Regions from separate parts of the Homo sapiens genome. Here region 1 is linked to region 2. A link is a loop called in an ENCODE intact Hi-C map of the cell type or tissue named here. Cell type or tissue: chondrocyte. All regions are shown on one strand. Links, peaks and the distances in the headings refer to the core of each region. The heading gives the core; the rest is flanking DNA. Region 1 has its middle 210 kb from the start of LINC01893. Region 2 has its middle 220 kb from the start of LINC01898.

The links. Peaks named below come from ENCODE experiments on the same cell type or tissue, not always from the same donor. Only the 100,000 strongest peaks of a DNase experiment are listed, where the experiment ranks them.
Region 1: it touches region 2 in a loop (2.9-fold over the local background); 1 of 110 quality-filtered maps calls a loop at or near these places.

Annotation. Positions count from the first base shown.
Region 1 is chr18:75,990,090-76,000,792 of GRCh38, forward strand. No RefSeq gene overlaps it. Among named protein-coding and RNA genes, the nearest start is that of LINC01893, 210 kb to the right of the region's middle. In chondrocyte, for the core only: no CTCF peak of the experiment used is centred there; a DNase peak (open chromatin) is centred at 5,011.
Region 2 is chr18:75,929,659-75,940,361 of GRCh38, forward strand. No RefSeq gene overlaps it. Among named protein-coding and RNA genes, the nearest start is that of LINC01898, 220 kb to the left of the region's middle. RefSeq lists enhancers at 7,515-8,057, 8,716-9,215. In chondrocyte, for the core only: no CTCF peak of the experiment used is centred there; no DNase peak of the experiment used is centred there.

The sequences.
Region 1 (10,703 bases), core at 2,345-7,344, 60 kb after region 2:
GGACATGGATGAAGCTGGAAACCATCATTCTCAGCAAACTATCGCAAGGACAAAAAACCAAACACTGCATCTTCTCACTCATAGGTGGGAATTGAACAATGAGAACACTTGGACACAGGAAGGGATACATCACACACCGGGGCCTGTTGTGGGGTGGGGGGAGGAGGGAGGGAAAGCATTAGGAGATACACCTAATGTAAATGATGAGTTAACAGGTGTAGCACACCAACATGGCACATGTATACATATGTAACAAACCTGCACGTTGTGCACATGTACCCTAGAACTTAAAGTATAATAAAAAAAAAGATATATATATTTTAAAAAGTAGCTTCTTGACATGACCATTGACGGGTTCTTGCTACTCCAACCCTAGACGATGCCCTGAGTCCTATTCCTTATGAGAATGTTTCTCCAGTCTTTCTTTCATTACTATGAGCTGCATAATATCCTTTCAGTGAAACCATTTGCTGCTTCAGTTGGTCATAACACACTTCTGTTGCTCAAAACCAAATAAGCCTAATTGATAAGGTGGGCATAGTGCTTGGACTTTCCCAAAGAGAACTGAGTTTCAGAGTATATAGAGGATTGCATAAAAGTAATACAACTAATAAGTGACAGAAACAACACTTCAATTCCAAATGTGGTGTTCTTTTTATTAGAACAGCATCCCTCTCTCCTATGTATTTTTATTCCTAAAATCACTCCTGAAACTTTCCCTCAGCTATAGGCAACATGACTATAAAAGTTTGGTGTAGGTCAGACCTACATTACTTAAACAGATGGAAAGCTGTTTAAAGCATGAGTCCTGTTCTATGTTTCTTTCTATACCCATCCCCTACTCCAAAGTACATTGTTTTGTATATAGTGGTCAGTTAGATATATTTGCTGATCAATTATCCAAAAGACAAGTGAACGTTTGAGAAGTGCATAGCTCACACGTCTCTCCACAGGTGTCTTTTGCCAGTTCTTAGGCATTTCCGGTGTGTCTCTAAACCAGTTTTCCCCCCTCAATGGCTCCTGTCCCTTCAAACATCCTTCCAGGAAGCATTCTGCGGCTGTTCTAGATTCGTACACACCCGAACTTGCCCACTTTATGTTGCAGGTCTGTCTGGTCACTCCTGCCTAGCCCTGGGTCCTTTAGGATTAGACACTTCATTGGAAGAACTATTGGTTCCCTGGAGTTGAGCTTCCTGGCTCCTGTTCTCCTGCCTTGACCTGGTGCAAGGGAATCATCCTCACCCTCATGAGAACTCAGGGCCTCTCTCTGCCTCCACACCAGGAGGGAATTCAGACAGTGAGGGGGACTTTTAGAGCTCTCTCATACAAAGCTTCCAACAACATTTCATTGTTAGATAAACTATTGACATTTGACATTTGTTCTTGATGTTGACACATTGTGTCACTTTCTTCAGAAACTTGTCCCAGTAATTTATCTTTTTGAAATATCTAGCTTTTCTCAATTATAAGGAGGCATAGTTTCATATCATAACCTCATTTCTCAGCCTTTTCAGTACCCTCTCTGCAGATGTGTATTTTCTAAACCCTCATATGGTTAAATTAAATCATGAACTCCATAGAGTTAAGAGATTTATTCAGTTTTGGGTCCCTGGAGTTCAGCAAAGCACCTAATACATAGTGAGTACTTCCTAAGTGTTTGCTGATCGAATGAATGAATTAATACATCCGGGATAACTAGTATATGCGCATACTGCATTTCTAAGTAAATACATACCTTATTCTACATAAAACATTCATGTCCATAGTGATCTCTACTCTATTTCAAGCTAAGATGTGACCTTTTCTTTAAATTATATGAACGCGATGGTGAACTTGTGATGAGATAGTTTGCAGTTTCAGTTCTATTAATTACAGCTACCAGTTCAGCCCCAGAGTACGTTGTTTTTCACAGAAGGGGTGGAAATCAGGGTGGAGGAGGCTGCATATTGAAACCCAGGGTCTTTGTGGCCTCAGCAGGGTGCAAGTTTGGGATTGCAATGTGACTCTTCCATTCTAATCATCCATTTTCCCTAGGCCAGTTGCCATCCGTTGGCTATGGAGTGAATTCTAAATTTTCCCTTCCTTCTGTTGGCACATGACATACTATATTTAATTCCCAAAAGAGGACATCTGTATCTAAGTTGAAATGAAAGAGAAGGTTGAATTCAAAGGTTGCATGTTTTTTTTGTAAAGATCACTAAATAATAGGAGATGAACATGCTGCATGTCTGAAATACATTCCCAAGAAGTGGAAAGATAAATCTATTTTCTTTTCAAACTTGGTTTCCATTTGATTTAACTGAAATCACTGCCATTGACTATCTTCCTACAAGTCAACTTCATTCTCTCAGAAATGGACAATGATGTAAAAATTTTAACCTGATATTCAAACCTAATTCAAGAGAGTCCAAATCAAAATATACAATAATAGTTATCTCCAATTTCAGAGCTCCTTTGTCCTGCTTTTCCCCCTCAAACTCAGGATACGTTAATTTATTGTTATTAGTCTCCGTTGAAGCTCGTCTGTCACATCGTGGAGGTAATAATGGGCTGTTTAGTATTCTCTGCATAAGGTACTCCAGGCCTTGAATGACAACACTGGCCATTTCTTTGTATGAAAAACCCTATGATAATGTTGGGTATCATGAATATTTAACTTGAGATATCTGTTTGTGAACGTGTGTGTATCTGCATGAGCATGTGTTTGCCAGAGTATGATATCCACAGTGAAATGATCCCTAACCAAAAGTGGGTGAAAAAACAACTAATGTAAATTCCAAACACCGCAGGACATCAGGATCAGTGTTCTGGGATATGATTAGCTTCCGAGTTGTGGAACTCTGTGAAACAAAGATAGATCTCGGTGGAACTTAACATACAGGGGGAGAAAGGCAGAAATGGAGAGGGAAAAACAGAGTCAAAATGAAACAATAGAGCAAGTAAATATGAGCTGAAATCATTAGTGTCAATTACTCTCATTCAACTCATATGTGACCAAATATAAAAATGGTTTTGGGATTGAGTTGCTGAAAAATTCAACAGATAGAAAGAATTGGGGCATATTAATGTCCTTCTGGAAGGCTTAATTTGGGGTGTGGGGAAATACAGTTTTATGCTTCATATTTTTTGTCACTCTGATGAGCAGCACTTTCTAGTGAGAAAGAATGAAAATGACAACAAATGGATTCTGTGGAGGAGCAGACAAAAGCAGCACGAGACACTCTCTAAAATGAGTCCTTTCTAGTTAAAAGCAGAGGGAAAAAGCTGCTCTTGTAATATCTGATTAAAAGGACAGTGTAAACACTTAGTAAACAGGAAGAAAAGGTTCATTGTGCGAAATGGGGCTACTAGAGGAGAGCTGGAAAAATTTTCATGACGTGCACTGCATTCTGGCAGCCATGGGAAATGGGTAGAGAGTTTTATGTGTGTGCCAGACCTGAGCCCAGGCACAGGCAGAATTGTGCCAGTATCACCCCAGCGCTACGTTCCATAAAGAGGTGGGCTACAGGGCCAGAGGGCTGATGTGGGCCAGCTCCCCACTGCCTGTCACCACTCTGTGACCTTGGGCAGGTTTCTGAACCTTCCAAAACTTTTTGGTAAGATGTGAAGATTAAATGGGATAATGTATACAAAACATCTAATAGCAATTTATAGGTATTATTATTATTATCATTCATACTATTTCTAGCAAAATGAATAAAGTGCAAGGAACTTCACCAATTCATCAGTGTCTTGTTCCGTCTCCCAGGGCACCCTGAACTGGAGTCAGGACTCAGAGCTGTCAGCTGATGGAAGCACAGACCGTTGTCATTTCTTCTGTAGTAAGGCAATACTCAATGTGCTGAGTGTTGTGGTTCTCTCTCTACCCACCACTAAGTATTTCTCAAGGGTTCAGATAGAGCCCTTTTCCCTCCTCTCTTTCTGCTGTCCCATTGTAACTGCCTTGGCTACTATTCCAAACTCGCCAATGACACCCTCCATCCTGAGCCTGTCCTCAGACTCTCTTCTGCACACACTTCCCCTGATCTTGTCAAAACGCTGACATGGATGCCAAAGAGGCATTTCCACTCAGCCCAACCAAAAGTGCTCAAAAATATTTCTCCCTCCACCCACATACTCACTTTCTGTTGTTTCCCATTCTGTCTATGGTTAACCATCCCCCCAGTCTCCCAGGCCAGACACGACAGTGTCATCACAGCCCCCTCCCCTCCCAGGCGTGTTCAGACAGTCCCTGAGCTGGTGGGTTCCACCCTAGATGCTCCTCATCACTCCTGGGGGGCTGCACCAGCCCCGTCTCCTGCAGCCCCTCACCTGGAGAGCTGCATCACTTTCTAGTGCCTCTTCCCCACTCACTGCCCCGGTCCCTTCGTGGCTGTTTCACTCATCGCTGTTAAAATACAAATATGGCCTTTATGTCTCTTCTACAACAATCTCCAGTGGTGTCCCATTGCTCTAGAACAAAATCCTGACCCCTCCGGTTGGCACTCAATGCCTTCACGGCCTGGTCACATATGGCCTTTGCAGCCTCACAGGAATGAGAAGACTCCGTGCCCCTCCCCAAGCCACTCCACACACAGGCGGGAATAAAGACCAGGAAACATGTATTCAGTCAACACATTTAGCCATGAAAGTATGTGAGGTCATCCAACAAGAGGACAGACCGGGAGTTCATACCTGCTGGGCTAGAAACTGGAAAGCTGGTGAGAATTTCTAGGACCAGACTGAGAATGAAGAGATGTTATCCATCCCTGGCGCCCAAACACCCTGAGGAAGCTGTTTCTCCTGTGGTTAGACCTTGATTTCTTCTCCTCCAGCCTAAACGTATGGAATTTAATGATCTTATTAAGGACACTGTTGGTTTAGTATTTAAGGAAAATGAGCTGGTAGCAAAATATAAGCAGGGCACGACAAGGTGAACGAGAAGGGAGGGAGTTCAGGAAGGAACGGAGGTTTGCGCTGGTAAAGCAGAAGCCGGGGAAGCTGAGAGCCCGAGGAGCCTCGCTGGTTGGGAGGGGGCCAGGAGGAAACAGCCGAGAACACAGACCCCGGATCGGCATTCCAGGAAAAGAGGTCGATACAGGAGTCATGGGTTACATGAATGGAGAAGAGATGCTCTGAAATCAGGAGGCAGAGGACAAGAGGGGCAGGTGGACAGGCAGGAGCTTGTGGGAAAGTCTGATTTGCTAGGTGCGTCCTCCAGGCGAAGAAGTCGAGAAGTCCTTACCACCTGGGAAGTCACCTTGGTGGTCTGCCTGGTGTGTGGCTTGGGGTCACTGTTGGTCTGCTGGGCACAGCACAGGAAACAAGTGAGGACAAGCTGAGACCCTCTGGAACCCTTGCGTCTGTTCAACATTGAATTAACACCTGTAGGTCCTTTTTAAAACTTTTTATTTTGAAATAATTATAGATCTATAAGAAGTTACAAAAATAGTACAAGAAGGTCTCCTGAACCTTTCACCTAGCTTCCCCCAATGGCTGCAGCTTATGAACTATGGTACAATATCCACACCAGGAAACTGACACTCTTGCAATGTTTGTGTAGGTCTATGTCACTGTATCACATGCAGACTTGAGTGATCTCCACCGTAAACAAGACACAGAATGGTTCTGTCACCATGAAGATCTTTACAGGCACATCCACCTGCAACTCGCATGATTCTTAAAGCCAGGAAATCACCAATCTTCCTCTATCTCTAAAATTTTGTTATTTCAAGGATATTGTATAAATGGAATCATATACTATGTAACCCTTAGGACTGACTTCCGTCACTCAGCCATATTCCCTGGAGATTCCTCTGAGCTGCTTGTGCATCAAGAGTTTTTCCTTCTTAGTGCTGAATAGTGTTCCATGGCACTGATGTACCGTGATCTGTGTAACCATTCACACATTGAAGGACATTTTGCTCGTCTCCAGATTTTGGCAACTGCGAATAAAAAGGCTACCAACAATTGTGTACCAGTTTTCTGGCAAGCTCTCACTTTTCTGATATAAATGCCCAGGTGTGTGACTGCTTGGTCATAGGATATTTGTATGCTTTGTTATTGTTGTTGTTGTTGTTCAAGAATTTTCCAAGTGATTTTGCAAAGGGTCAGAATCGTTTCATATTTTCACCAACAACGTATGAATGACTGAGTTTCTCTGTGCCACCGATAGCATTTGGTGTTGTCACTAGTTTTTATTTTGGCTATTCTAATAGGTGTTTTGTGATATCTCCTGTGACCTTAATTTGCATTTTTTAAGGTTAGTGATGTTGAACTTTTTATGTGCTTTTTTTCTATCTGTATGTCTTTTTCAGTGAAAGATCTCTTCATGTTATTTCCTATTTTCTAATTGGATCATTTTGTTTTTTACTGTTGAGCTCAGAGAGATCTTTACAAATTCTAAATATGAGTCCTTTAACTGATATATGTTTTGCAAATATTATCCCTTGGTTTGTAGCTGTCTTTCCATCCTTTTAATGGAGTCTTTCACAGAGCAAAATTTTTGTTTTGATAAAGTTCAATTCATGGATCTTTTTCTTTTATGAATTGAGCTTTTGATACCACATCTGAGTACTCTTCATCAAGCCCAAGTTCTGAATTTTTTTTCCTGTGTTTTATTCTGAAAAACTATACTTTGGTGTTTTACATTTAAACCATTTTTAGTTACCTTTTGTATAAAATGTGTGGTTTAGGTTAAGATTTATTTTTTGTTTAAAAGACTATCTGTCTTCCATTGAATTATTTTAGTACCTCTGAAAAATCAGTTGGCTGTTCCTGTGTGAGGCTGTTACTGGTCCATTTTTCTATTTCGTTTATCTTTGTGTGTATCCCCATCCCTGCCAGTCCCATAGTCTCAATGCTACGTAATAAACCTGGAAACAGGGCAGAGTGAATATTCCTCCCACTTCATTATTCTCTTTCAAAATTTGTTTAGCTATTCTTAGGATTGTGCTTTCCCATGTAAATTTTAGAATAATCTTTTTTGAATTTATAAAAAATTTGCTAGAATTTTGATAGGAATTGTGTTCAGTGTTTGTAGCAATTTTGGGAAAATTGTTATGTTGAGTCTTCCAGTTCATGAGCAAAGATCCTCTCTTCATTTGTTTAGATTGTCTCTGATTTCTTTCATCAGCATTTTGTAATTTTCAGCACACAAATTCTATACATGCTCTGTTAGAGTTACACCTAGGTACTTGATCTTTTTGTAGCTATTACAATGGTACTATATTTGCAGTTTCGGTTTCTCTCTCTTCCTTATTAGTTTGTAGAGATACAATTCATTTTTGTGTGCTGATTTAGTATCTTGTGAACATATTGATCTCATTTGTGGTAGGAAGCTTTTGTTTGCTGGTTGGTTTGTTTTTTAGATCCTTTGAGATTTTATACGTAGACAATCATGTGATCTACAAATAGGTGAATTTCTTTCTTTCTGATCAGTATGGATTCTCTTTACTTTTCTTTTCTTATTAGACACTATGATAGTAAGAATTTCCAGTATGATGTTGAATAGCAATGGTGAGAGTGAACATTCTCACCTAAATCTCAATTTTAGTGGAAAGCCATTTAGCATTTTAACATTAAGTTGATGCTAACTATAGCATTTTGTAGACAGGAAATTCTTTATCAAGTTGAGGAAACCACCCTCTATTCCTTACTGATAATTTTTGTCATTAATATGTGCTGAATTTTGTAAAGTGCGTGTTGAATTTTGTCAAGTGCGTGTTGAATTTTGTCAAAAGATTTTTTCTCCTAAATTGGTGTGATCATGTGATTTTTTTTCTTCTTTAGCTTGTGAATACAGTGGATTACACTGATTGATTTTTAAAAGTAGTAAACCAGTCTGGCATCCCTAGAATAAGAATTTACTTGTGGTATATCATTTTCTTTATATATTGCTGAACTCTATTGGGAAATATTTTAATAATGATGTTTCAGTCTATAAGATATGTGTATGAGGTCTGAAGCTTGCTAGTTTGATTTTTGTTAATTTTACTAATTTTTTTAAAAAACTAAGTTTATTTTATTTATTTTTACTCTCTGTTTTCAATTTCATTGATATATGTTCTTATCCTTATTTCTTTCCTCCTACTTGCTTTGGGTTTATTTTGCTCTTCTTTTCTAATTTCTTGATGTAGAAACTTAGACTATTAATTTGAGGCTATTTGTCTTTTTTAATGTATGGACTCAGTGCTATAAATTTTCCTCTAAACAATGCTTTAGCTGCACCCCACAGATTTTGTATTTGTGGATGTATTTTTATTTTTATTTAGTTCAACTTATTATTTATTTCCTTTGAGATTTCTTTGATTCACAGGCTATTTAAAGGTGCAATATTTTGTTTTCAAGTTTTTGGAGATTTTCCTTTATATTTCTGTTATTAGTTTCTGCTTTGATTCTGCTATGGTCAAAGGACACACTCAGCATGATTCCAGTTCTTTGAAATGATTGAAGTATGTTTAATGGTATCAGATATGGTCCACTTTTGTGAATGTTCAGTGGGAGAACAGAATGTATAATCTGTAGTTGTTTACTAATGTGTTCTTTAAGTGTTGATTAGATACTGTTGGGTAATGGTGTTGTTAAATTCTCCTATTTCTTGCTGATATTCTCTGTAGTTATTCTATTAATTATTGAGAAAGGTGTTTTGAAGTATCCATCTGTAATTATGAATTTTTCTTTCTCTCCTGTAACTTCAAGACCTTTCCTTTGTGTTTAGTTTTCAGAAGTTTGGCTATTATATGTCTTGGTATGGATTTTTTTAGGTTTACCTTGTTGGAGTTTTCTCAGCTTCTTGAATCTGTAGGTTTATGTATTTCACCAAATGGGAAGTTTTTAGCTTTGAACAGTTTTTCAGCCCTTCCCTTTTCTCTCCTTCTAGGCCTGTGATGATACAAATATTAGATCTTTTGCTTTAGTTCCCTAGGTCCTTTAGGTTCTGTTTGCCTTTAAAAAAAATATTTTATTTTTGTGGTTCAGAATGGATAATTCTTTCTTTTTTAACTTTTAAGTTTAGGGGTACATGTGCAGGTTTGTCACATAAGTAAACTTTTGTCATGGGGGTTTGTTGTACAGATTATTTCATCACCCAGGTATTAAGCCTAGTACCCATTAGTTATTTTTCCTGATCCTCTCCCTCCTCCTACCCTCCACCCTCGGATAGACACAGTGTGTGTTGTTTCCCTCTATGTGTCCATGTGTTCTTATCATTTAGCTCCAACTTACAAGCGAGAATATGCAGTATTTAGTTTTTCTGTTCCTGCATTAGTTTGCTAAGGATAATGGCCTCCAGCTCCAACCATGTCCCTGAAAATGACATGATTTCATTCTTTTTTATGGCTGAAAGTATTTCACCATGTATCTGTATCACATTTTCTTTATCCAGCCTGTCATTGATAGACATTTAGTTTGATTCCATGTTTTTGCCATTATCAATAGTGCTGCAATGAACTTATACATGCATGTGTCTTTATAACAGAACAATTTATATTCCTTTGGGTATATACCCAGTAATGGGATTGCTGGGTTGAATGGTTTTTCTGTCTCTAGGTCTTTGAAGAATCACCACACTATCTTCCACAATGGTTTAACTAATTTATACTCCCATTAACAGTGTATAAGCATTCCCTTTTCTTAACAACTTTGCCAGCGTCTATTACTGTTTTACTTTTGATAATAGCCATTCTGACTAGTGCGAGATGGTATCTCATTGTGGTTTTGATTTGCATTTATCTAATGATCAGTGATGTTGAGCTTTTTTTCATGATTGTTGGCTGCATTTATGTCTTATTTTGAAAAGTGTCTGTTCATGTCCTTTACCTGCTTTTTAATGGGATTGTTTTTTTCTTGTAAATTTGTCGAGTTCCTTATAGATGCTGGATATTAGACCTTTGTCCGATGCATAGTTTGCAGAAATTTTCTCCCATTCTGTACATTGTCTGTTTATTCCGTTGATAGTTTCTTTGGCCGTGCAGAAGCTCTTTAGTTCAATTAGATCTCATTTGTTAATTTTTGCCTTTGTTGCAAATTTGCTTTTGATGTCTTTGTCATGAAATCTTTGCCCATGCCTATGTCCTGAAAGGTATTGCCTAGGTTGTCCTCCAGGGTTTTTATAGTTTTGGGTTTTACATTTAAGTCTTTAATCCATCTTGAGTTTATTTTTGTGTATGATGTAAGGAAGAGGTCCAGTTTTAACCTTTTGCATATGGCTAGCCAGTTATCTCAGCACCGTTTATTGAATAGGAAGTTCTTTTCCCATTGCTTGTTTTTGTCAGGTTTGTTGAAGATGTGATAGTTGTAGGTACGTGGTCTTATTTCTGGTTATTTGTTCTGTTCCATTGGTCTATGTGTCTGTTTTTGTATCAGTCCCATGCTATTTTGTTACTGTAGCCCTGTAGTATAGTTTGAAGCAGGGTAGCATAGTGTCTTAAATGTTAATCTCAGTTGGTTTTAAAGGGAGAACAAGAATGTCAAGAGGAAAGAGATAAAGATAAAAGCAAAGATCAATAAGTCAGAAACCAAGAAAAAAAACTTGTACTTTCTTAGGTACATTCTAGCAAATTAAAAAAAATGCATAGACAAATTCTTGACAGATATAATCAAGATACTAAGAAATTAAATGCCATAACTATAGAAAATCAGTATTAAAGGAGTCCTTAATATAGATAAATATCTTTAAATATTAAGAATAATGTTTAAATTGCACATTAACAATGATAAAGTTT
Region 2 (10,703 bases), core at 2,820-7,819:
TAATTTCTATCCTATTGGGCTTTATCATGAATAGTGATATTAAATCCCTTGGTTTTATATGTCTTCAAAAACTTAGCTATGGCCATTTGAATACAGTAAAAATAATTATCTTGGAATGTATCACAATACAGCTTAAACATTCAAATAAATAAATTTATAAAATTCTAAACTTTGAAGCCACCTCTAAAGGTCATTTTTGATCATTGTTTTGTATCCCAGGTTGCTTAGATATTTGAACATAGTTTTTTTTTTTTTTAAGGTAAAATTAAGAAAATTTGACTTCCATATAAATGAAAACCATCACCCACAGCAAGTGCTCTTAGGATCCTAAAATGCTGAAGTTTAGTAAAATGATTCATAGAAGCTATTCATAAACTATTTATTTTGGTTAAGGTAATGATGAGGGCTTTTTTCTTTCCTTTTACCAGGAATCACTATTTTATGGTTGTAACTAATTATCTGAACAAAATTGTCAGCTAAAATTTCTATATTTATATTATAAAAGATGGTGAGGTATTTTTTAAATCAGTCACGACCTTAGTGAATCCAAATGGAACAGGAACTTTTTTAAATGAAGTGCTCAATATCCACACTGATTGTCTTTCTTCCTTCATTAATTTGTTGGTGGTATTCGTGTGGGGTGGATGGGAGATGTTATGACTATAGTTTAAATATTTTAAAATATTCATTTCGGGTGGTTGAGAAGGATGATAAATAGAGAAAACAATAATTTATGTTATATGTATACATACACGTGCACACACACACAGACACAAAGAAAAATAGAAAACATTTGTGTCAAATGTTAGCTTCAAGTTAGGCTCACTTACCACATCTTGAATGTTATGCCATCCAAATATAAATAATATATAGATCTAGATGAAAACTAGTATGTCCTTAGACCAATAAAAATGATTTTTTTTGGTTTAAGAGAAAATAAAAACTATTGCTATGCATTTATTAAACTAGTGTTCCTAAAGTTTTCTGAATAAGCGTCTTCTATCATTATGACCTTTCACATGCATTAGAAGGCAGAAGGCTCTTACATTGTGCAGTTGCTGTTGTATTGGGAGGCTGACACATTCTTATTGCCCCACCTGTTATAATTTCCACAAGGTTAATTCTATACTTCTGTTTACAGTAAACATATCTTTATAATATAGAAAGGAAAAGCACCTTCTTTCAGACACCTACAAGATTGTTCAGAAAAGACAAAATACCCTAGCAACTATATTAAGCTATGGAAGTCTTCTCTTAACAAACTCTGGACAATCAAGTTGATATTTTATTCTGCAGAATATGTTCACTTTTATTCATTACTTCTCTTAACTCTATCTAAATAAGCTCTTTATTATAATAGGTAATAAATATGCCTGTAGATTCTGTATGTTCAAGTTAGAAGGATGTGAGGTAGGGATTTCACACTTAATATGTAGTATTTTATCTTGCTTGCTCAATAAGTACGTGTGTTGATAGCAAGTGTACATTTTTACTCACATTTATGCATTTTGAATACAGCTGTCTTCCATTTAGAAAGAGCACTTCTTACACAATTTGATAAGTATCTGCTGTATCTGCAGTTCTGCCAAATACATTTTCTCAGTGCTTGGAGGCTATAGGCTGTGTATCAGCTACGTAGGAAGTCAGTACCTTTTCCCATTGGTTCAAAACACAATTAAGCTTACAAGAAGTTATGTTGCTCTGCATAACTATAATTAATGTGCAGATCTAAGATTAAACAGTATAAATAAAAAGCTAGAACCATGATCAGTATTCAGAAGCAGGATCAGCAAATTTCAAAGATGAGATAAGCCAATGCAGGTAATTTAACAACTGTTTAAAATACATTAGAATTTTCTAGTTCCATCTAAGTGCAATTTGCTGGACATTTGATATTTGAGTCTCTTGCAGAAAATCTAAATAAATCACTATAAAATCGGATCAACAGGAATTAACAATGATACGATCATAGCAAGCCCAAGTGTACGTTTGCTTTTAAAATACCTCTAAGTTCATTGAGCAGACCAGTTTTTATTTTCATATGTATGTTGATTTGGGAAAAGCTATAAAAAGAATGGCCTTTCTCATTTTTCTGAATTATATTAACATTAAAATACACACATAAGTCCGAGTGGGTGCAGTAGCTCATGACTATAATCCTAACACTTTGGGAGGCTGAGATGGGAAGACATCTTGAGCCCAGGAGTTCGAGATCAGCCTGGGCAGCATGGAAAAACCCCATCTCTAAAAAAAGCACAAAAATTAGCTGGGTGTGGTGGAATGTGCTGTAATCCCAGTTACTTGGGAGGCTGAAGTGGGAGGATCTCTTGAGACTGGGAGGTGGAGGCTGCAGTGAACCACGACTGCATCACTGCACTCAGTCTAGGGGACAGAGCAAGACCCTGTCTCAAGATAAATAAATACATAAATAAAATAAAATACAAACATAATAAAAAGATATAAATTATGTGTATTTGTGAAAAAAATCCTTTTATTTTATAATATGACACATGATTATAAAAGATCAAGAAAATCTTTTGAAAGTAAGTGAATTCTTTCCACAAGAAATTTCACACAATCCTGTCTTTCCAACAGGAAAATAGTCTGTAGTTCTGGAGAATCATTATAACTTAGCTTTGACCATTTTACAAAAAGAAGCATAGAGTCGTGGTGCTGAGCTAGGAGATATGAGCTCTCTCTTCTCTGTGCATGCCATACCCTAGCTGTACCTTAGAATAGTGACTGATACTGCTGGTTTTCTGACCTACTGTAGGATTCGAGAACGGAAAGAATCCTGAGAGTTACACAATGTGTGGCTACAAGCGTACATGGGAGGAGATTACATAAATACATTTAGGGTCTATATCTTCAACTCACTCTTCTGAGAGTGAGGAAATTGCTCTTAAAGCCACCTATAATGTCTTTCTTGTACAACACGTATTAACACAAAGTTTAATTTATACACTCATGCATTAAGTAAAATGCATCAGACAATAAATTTTGAAATTTTAAAATCACCACTGAAGAGCGAAGAGAGCTGATATTTCTCAGGGCCTGTGGAATGTCATAGGAAGAGATTTTTTGCTGACACGATTTCAGACATTCAAGCAGTTGCACATTTCACAGAGAAGGAAACTGAGGCTCAGAGAAGTTAGGTGACTTTGGCCGTCACATTACCTATTCTTTTCTATATGCCACACTGCCATCAGTCAAAAAACACTAGGAAGCCAAGTAAAAGCAGAAAACCAAGATTGTGTCCATCAGAATGAATATTCCCACAGAAAGCTCCATATAATGTGATGATCATCATAGACAAACTTCAGGAACTGTGTTGATATGCAAATTTCCAGCAAAATAGCAATGGCTGTAACTAGTTAAGTATGTTTTTACTGGTAAGGGGAGTATTTTTAGTGTTTTATGAACAAGGCTCATTTTATTGCTTACTTTTTACTTTACAATAAGACAAAAATCAATGAATGCTTCTTTGGTTTTATAAACTCTCATAAACGCAAGAGTATATGTGTACACAGATATTTATACCTTCAGTTTGCATGTATTGTGTTGTGAAATCTCTTCATAATAGTAAAACCTAAGTTATTTTCTCATTGTACCAATCTCAGAGGACTTCTGATTTCACAGTTATCAGTCCATACATTTTCAGCTTTTAGAAACCTGCGGTGGGGATGGTAAATTTTCCTGGTGGGGATGCAGATTGAGAACCAGGGCCCAGAGAGATTGAGTGATTTGCTCAAGGCCACAGAGGGTCTCAGGTATTTACAGGAGGCTGCAGCCATGCCCTTCCCATAGGTAATCTTAGTTTTTGAATAAAAGAAAGGAAAGCACTGAATTAAAAACAAACAAACAAAACAAACAAAAAAAAAAACAAGTAACTGGATATAAATCCTGGGACCTCAGTTGTTTTCCACATGGGTATTGATTACAATTTGAAAGAAAAACTTCCTTATATCGTATGCTTATGTAGCTTGTGGTGCTTACCCCATTAGCACCAGGAAAATGAAACACAGACCCATAAGTCTGCTTTTGTTAATGCTAGATCTTCGGTGAACTCCAAAATACCATAAATAATTGAGATAACTATGGGTGCCCTGGGGTGTTTTTTCTTTTAATCTTCTTTTTCATCAAGTGTGTGTGTGTGTGTGTGTGTGTGTGTGTGTTTTAATCAGAAATGAAGAGTACCAGCATCCACATACATATTCCCCAGCGACCAACCATTGAGGGGAGAGGCTCTGGACACTTTGCCCACACGCCAGCCTCTACTGGAACAAAGCCAGGTCTCTGCAAGGAGGCCGGCTCCTCTAGCCCAGCGGAGAAGGTATTAGGATAGGAAGCAGTGGCCTTCCTCAGCCAACTTCAGGCTTAATGAAAAAGTTGAATTCATGTATTTCAGTAGAGATGTGCACAAAGGTTGATTTTTTTTAAATCAACTTTTCATTTTACAACAGTTTTAGATTTACAGTAAGACAGTGAAGCTAGTACAGAGAGTTCCCATATGCACCAAACCCAGCCTCCTCCATTGGTAACATCTCATGTTAGCACCAGATATTTGTCACGGTCCATGAGCCAATGCTGACCTGTCGTTATCACATTATCACAAACTCGGGAGTTTGTTCAGTTGCCTTTAGTGTTCCCCTAATGTCTGCTTTCTAGTCCAGGATCCCATTCAGGACACCACGTTACATGTCACTGCCAAGTCTCCTTAGACCCTTCCTGGCTATGACAGCTCTCAAATTTCCATTGTTTTGGATGAGTTTGACGTATCTGAGGAGCATTAGTCAGGTATTTTAGAGAATGTCCCTCAGTTTTGGTTTGTATGATTTTTTTCTCTTGGTCAGACAAGGGTGATGGATTTTTGAGAAGGCCACAGAGATAAAGTGCCATTTTTATCACATCCCAGGAGGGGTACCTATGGTCCACATGACTTACCACGGATGATATTGTCCTTGTCACCCGACTAAGATGGTGCCTGTCAGGTTTCTGTACTGGAGAATTCCCCTTTTCCATACTTCCTTCCGTATTTTGGAAGGAACTCACTATGTATGGCCCATAACAGTGGGAAGTTATACTCCACCTTCCTGAGGGAGGAGTAGAGATTGATATTTTTATTTATAATATTTAATACATAACTTTTCAAAATAAAAGGCAAAATAAAATGTTAAAATTAGGGTGTATTTAGTTGTTGATGCACGTAACACAATCTTTACAATGCCCACTCGTGATATTGTGTTGTATGAACACAGAAGTCGGGTGCACCGCTTACCTCGAGTCCAAAGGTGGTACCAATCCATGGTGATATTGGCGCAGGGACTTGAGGAACCACAGGGGCTCAGGGTCAGAAGGCCTGCAGAGGTCTTCAGTTCACCTCTCTGTGGTCCAAACTGAGACCTTATGGGCTTCTGATGAGAAATTCCTACACATGAGTGTGGCAGATACCGCAGTTTCTTTACACACATTCTACCTTCTTCTGATTACCAGAGCTGCAAGTGCGTTTTAAATGGTAATGTGTGTACAAAAAGCATTCACATTTTCCAGATTTTTCTCTTTTGTAGACAGCAACTGCCATGTGACACAGCCCAGCCAGAGGCGATAGATCAGCCAAACCCCACCGTTTTCTGAAAGGCTTTGGCTTTCTTGATAAAGATGCCTTTCTCCTTTTTCTCTATTGTCCCTCGAATGGAGAAGTGAGATCAGGAGGGGAAGCAGTCACTGTATGACCTTGTCACAGTGATAGGGATGACAAATGCCAACTTGTACCAGGTCCTGAATGGGAAGTCACAGGAGCGCCTTCTCCAGGATGGCACTGCTGCCCTAGCCCTGACGTGTCTATCCCAGACTTCCTGATAGGTGAGATGGAAGATAGTTACCCAGGAGTCACTGTGGTCAGGATTTCCATAACATGCAACCACATGAAACCCCGCTCCCTGGACCTTTCCTCCATGTCCATTTCCAACAACGTGAGGACAGCCCACCTTTCAAAGGAGCAAATCTTGTTAAGCATGTTGCTATTTTTACTAATTTCTCTCATGTAATATCTTCCACATAGTTTGGAGTGACTAAATTTCCAAAAATATCCCAATGATTGTTTTTGTTTTCTCCAGGATGTTGCCAAATCCTGTTATTTTACCTTCAATGAATCATGTCTTCTCATATTCAAACAGTTTCTCACTGTATTATAACATTCTCCCTTTTAGATTCTTTACTTTTATGGAACACAGAGGGTAGCACTCAACTCAGACTAGAGCAGCAAGGCCAGCTCTGGGTGTCAGCTATGAAAGCCTTATGTCTACTCTGCTATTGCACTTAAAATGACTCCCAATTTATCCATACATGATTAAGTTCATAACCCTCAGCTTCAGTGCATTGATTGAAACCAACCTATCTGAAAACTTGATGACTATCTATTTTTCCTTCGCTTCTATCCCATAATTGCTACCCAAGTAAATGCACCTTGAAAATATGATGAAAGGACCATAGCGTGATGAAATCTGCCACTAAATATCCTGCATAATTCTGGAATGAGATGAACATCCGGGCTACACACAGCACAAGCCGAACTGCTACGTGTGCTTGGATGGCAATGTGCTTTCTCAATACCATAGTTTAGCGTGAGCAGTATATTCCTAGTGTCCCCATATTCTTAGCCTTGGGCCAGGGATTATTTGATGGAAAAAAAGTTATGATCTCCCCTGCCTTGTTGGATTGTACCCATCAGTAAGCCTCTTTACAAACTCCTTATAGAGGAATACACAGATTGAAGGTCTCTATTAGAAAATCTCAGCACAGGTTCATGAAAGCATTGTGATTAATCTATGGTGGACCACACTGATTCTCATAAAAAATGTCAAGTGGGTCTGTTACTGGAAAGAGGTCCAGACCAAGACCCCAAGAGAGGGTCCTTGGATCTCGGGCAAAAAAGAATTCAGGGCAAGTCCAAAGAGAAAAGTGAAAGCAAATTTATTAAGAAAGTAAAGGAATAAAAGAATGGCTACACCACAGACAGAGCACCCCAAGGGTTACTGGTTGCCCATTTTTATGGTTCTTGATGATATGCTAAACAAGGGGTGGACTATTCATGCCTCCCCTTTTTAGACAACTTTCTGACATTGCCATGGCATTTGTAAACTGCCATGGCGCTGGTATGAGTGTAGCAGTGAGGACAACCAGAGGATACTCTCATCGCCATCTTGGTTTTGGGTGGGTTTTAGGCGGCTTCTTCAACTTGCTTTATCAGCAAGGTCTTTAAGACCTGTATCTTGTGCCAACTTCCTATTTCATCCTGTGACTTAGAATGCCTTAACATCTGGGAATGCAGCCCAGCAGGTTTCAGCCTCATTTTACCCAGCTCCTATTCAAAATGGAGTTGCTCTGGTTCAAAAGCTTCTGAGAGGTCCCCTCAAAAACTCTGGTGTGACTTGTTTGGAAAGGTTGGAATGCCATGTGGAATCACCCACTATGGGTTTAGCTAACAGTAATTTTCCTTCATCAATGGGACCACTTTTCTAAATGCTAATAGTATGTGAGTTATTCACAAAGGCAATTTGCTGAGTCTTGGCAAATTGCAGTTTCATTAAAAGTTTGTTTTCCCTAAGGCTTAACATTAGTCTTCACGGTTTTTGTTTTTATTTTTATTTTTTAAATCTTTTCTAAACCCCAGTGGAAAATAACCTTTTACTGTGAAAAGTAATCCAACCGGGTATCTTCAAAATCTTAATAGGCAAAGTGAATTGACCTTGGCTCATCTTCATGGAGTATAGGACAAATGGATCCATTTTCTTGCTAAATAACTACCATTCGAATGTTGATTCTGCCTGCCTAAGATTAGCACCTTGTAAAATCTGTGTTTGAGAATGTAAATGTAAGGCAGCTAAGCACACAGACCCACATTCCCAAGGAGAAGCAATATCCTCTATCAGCTCCCAACCAGTTCTGAGGAATGATGAAGACATGCTGATTTTTTTGTCCAGAAATTGAGAAACAGTAAGAAACATGCAGAAATAAAAGAATTTTGAAATTTATATTTTATCATACCTATCTGCAAGTGGGAGACAGTGTCCATAATCCACACTAAGCGTCAATCACTGGAGCAGACTTTTAGGGGATCTTAACAGCTGGGCTTGCCTAGGACACGGGGAGTGGGCTATGGATGTGTTGTCATTCAGGGCATCTCCTTTGTCCTCAAAGATCTTCACATCAATACAAAATTACTTAAACATTTCATATTGCTTACTTCAAGTGTTAGTGGAGTGTGCCAATCTGAAGTAAGACCTATTGGGGATGAAAGATGCATAAGACAGTGTCCCCATCTGATAGAAGTTTATAGTCCAGCAAGAGGGAGAAACAGGTGAGCAGTCAGCAAAACATAAGTCACGGAATGAGAAGGACCACAAGAAAGCCACTAGCATCTTCCCAGAGGAGAAAGCACTCACAGCTGTAATGACATGTCAGTCCTAAAATCTCAAGATAGCCACACTTAATAAGCATTACTGTTACTGGGGGGTCCTTGCTCCCAGAGCTCCCAAGATGGTGGTGGGCCGCTTCCAAGATGGTGGTGGGCTGCTTCCAAGATGGTGGCAAGGCTTGTGTTCTCTGACCTGGGGTTCTTGGCCTCACAGATTCCAAGGAATGGAATCTTGGGCCATGAGGTGAGTGTTATAGCTCTTTTAGAAGCCGTAGGTCACAAAAGAGAACTGTGGAACCCAGTGACTAGTGTTCAGCTCGATTAGGACGAACCTGGGCACTTAGCTGTGTAGGAACAATGGCAAGCCTTTAGCCCGATCAGGAGTGGCAATGGTTGCCTCACTGGATCAGCACAGTGGACACCCTGTTGGATCTGGAGGGACAGAAGACAGCAGCAGGTCTGCGACGGCGGCAAACAGCAATGGTGGACGGCAAGCGAAAGCTCAGCTCGAGCCGTAACAAACACAGACCAGAAGAGTGTGCATTTGCAAGATTTAATAGAGTGAAAACAGAACTCCCATAAAATGAGACGGGACCCAAAAGGGGTTGCCATTGCTGGCTCCAATGCCTGGGTTTATATCTCCATCATTGTCCCTCCCACTGTGCTCTTAGGCGATAGATGATTGGCTATTTCTTTACCTCCTGTTTTTGCCTAATTAGCATTTTAGTGAGCTCTCTTTACTAACTGATTGGTTGGGTGTGAGCTAAGTTGCAAGCCCTGTGTTTAAAGGTGGATACAGTCACCTTCCCAGCAGGCTTAGGGATTCTTAGTCAGCCTAGGAAATCCAGCTAGTCCTGTGTTTCATTACCACGTTTCAGGGACTGTGATTCTCCCTGTATTTTTTTTATGCAATACTTTCATCAATCCTAGAGATAAGTTTATTATGCTTATTTGAGAAATCTAAGATAAAAGAGATCAAGTAACTTTTTCAAACTGTTCAACTCCACGGAAGGCCAGTTAGGGTGGAAATGGTAGAAGAGATGAAGGTGGTGGTGGTGTGAAGTGGGTGTATCTATTGGTGCATAATAAATTACCCCCACACTTAGTAGTCTAAAATTATTTCCCACAATTTCTGTAGGTCAGGAATTTGGGATCTGGGTGGTTCTCCGGCCCAGGGTCTTTCATGAGGTCCAGTCGAGATTTTAGCCGGGGATGTGCACCAGAAATTTTGACTAAGGGTGAGGATCAGCTTCCAAGCCTGCTCACTACACAGCAGCCAGGGTGGTGCTACCAGGAGCTGTCAGATCCATCACAGGGCTGCTTGAATGTCCTCCTGACATGGCAGCTGGCTTCTGCAGAGTGAGTGATTGGAAATGTTCCTTTTATGGCATAGCCTGGAATGTTCCTTTTATGGCAGAGTCTGGAAAGTCACATAGCATCATTTATACCACATTCTACTCAGTAGAAGTGATTTTCCAAGTCCAGAGGCGAATTAAGCTGCACCTTTTGAAAAGAGAAATGCTGAAAAGTTTGCAGATTTAAAATACAACAGGGACCAAACATAAGCAAGGCAAAGAAGTCATCTTAAGGCAACTGTGTATAGCAGAAGTTGGCTTGAATAGTGGAAGTCACGGCTGAAATTTTAAGTAACAGGCAGATGGAGTAAACCTTGAATTCCAGGTGTAATATGATTTTACAAGAAAGTTAATACATTTCCACTGAAGATTTTTAAGCAGATAAATAATATAATTAAGATAATTATATAATAAAAGTAATCAGATGATTTCACTTGGAATGGATTAGATGACTGGACATTCTTATAATAATTATAAAAATAATAGGCTGGGTGTTGTGGCTCACTCCTGTAATTGCAGTACTTTGGGAGGCAGAGGCAGGCGGATCACCTGAGGTCAGGAGTTCAAGACCAGCCTGGCCAACATGGCGAAACCCCATCTCTAGTAAAAATACAAAAATTAGCCGGGCGCGGCAGTGCACATCTGTAGTCCCAGCTACTTGGGAGGCTGAGGCAGGAGAATCGCTTGAAACCTGGAGGCACAGGTTGCAGTGAGCAGAGATCGCACCACTGTACTCCAGCCTGGGTGACAGAGTGAGACTCCTTTTCAAAAATAATAATAATAATAATCATCATCATCATCATCATCATCATCATGCAGAGTATACCTGAGTTTGGGAAAGAGAAAGAAATTATATTTTTAAAATTCTCTAATGGTGCTTTAGAATAGTCCTCTAGAACTGGCATTGGCAAATGTTTTCTGCAGAGCATCAG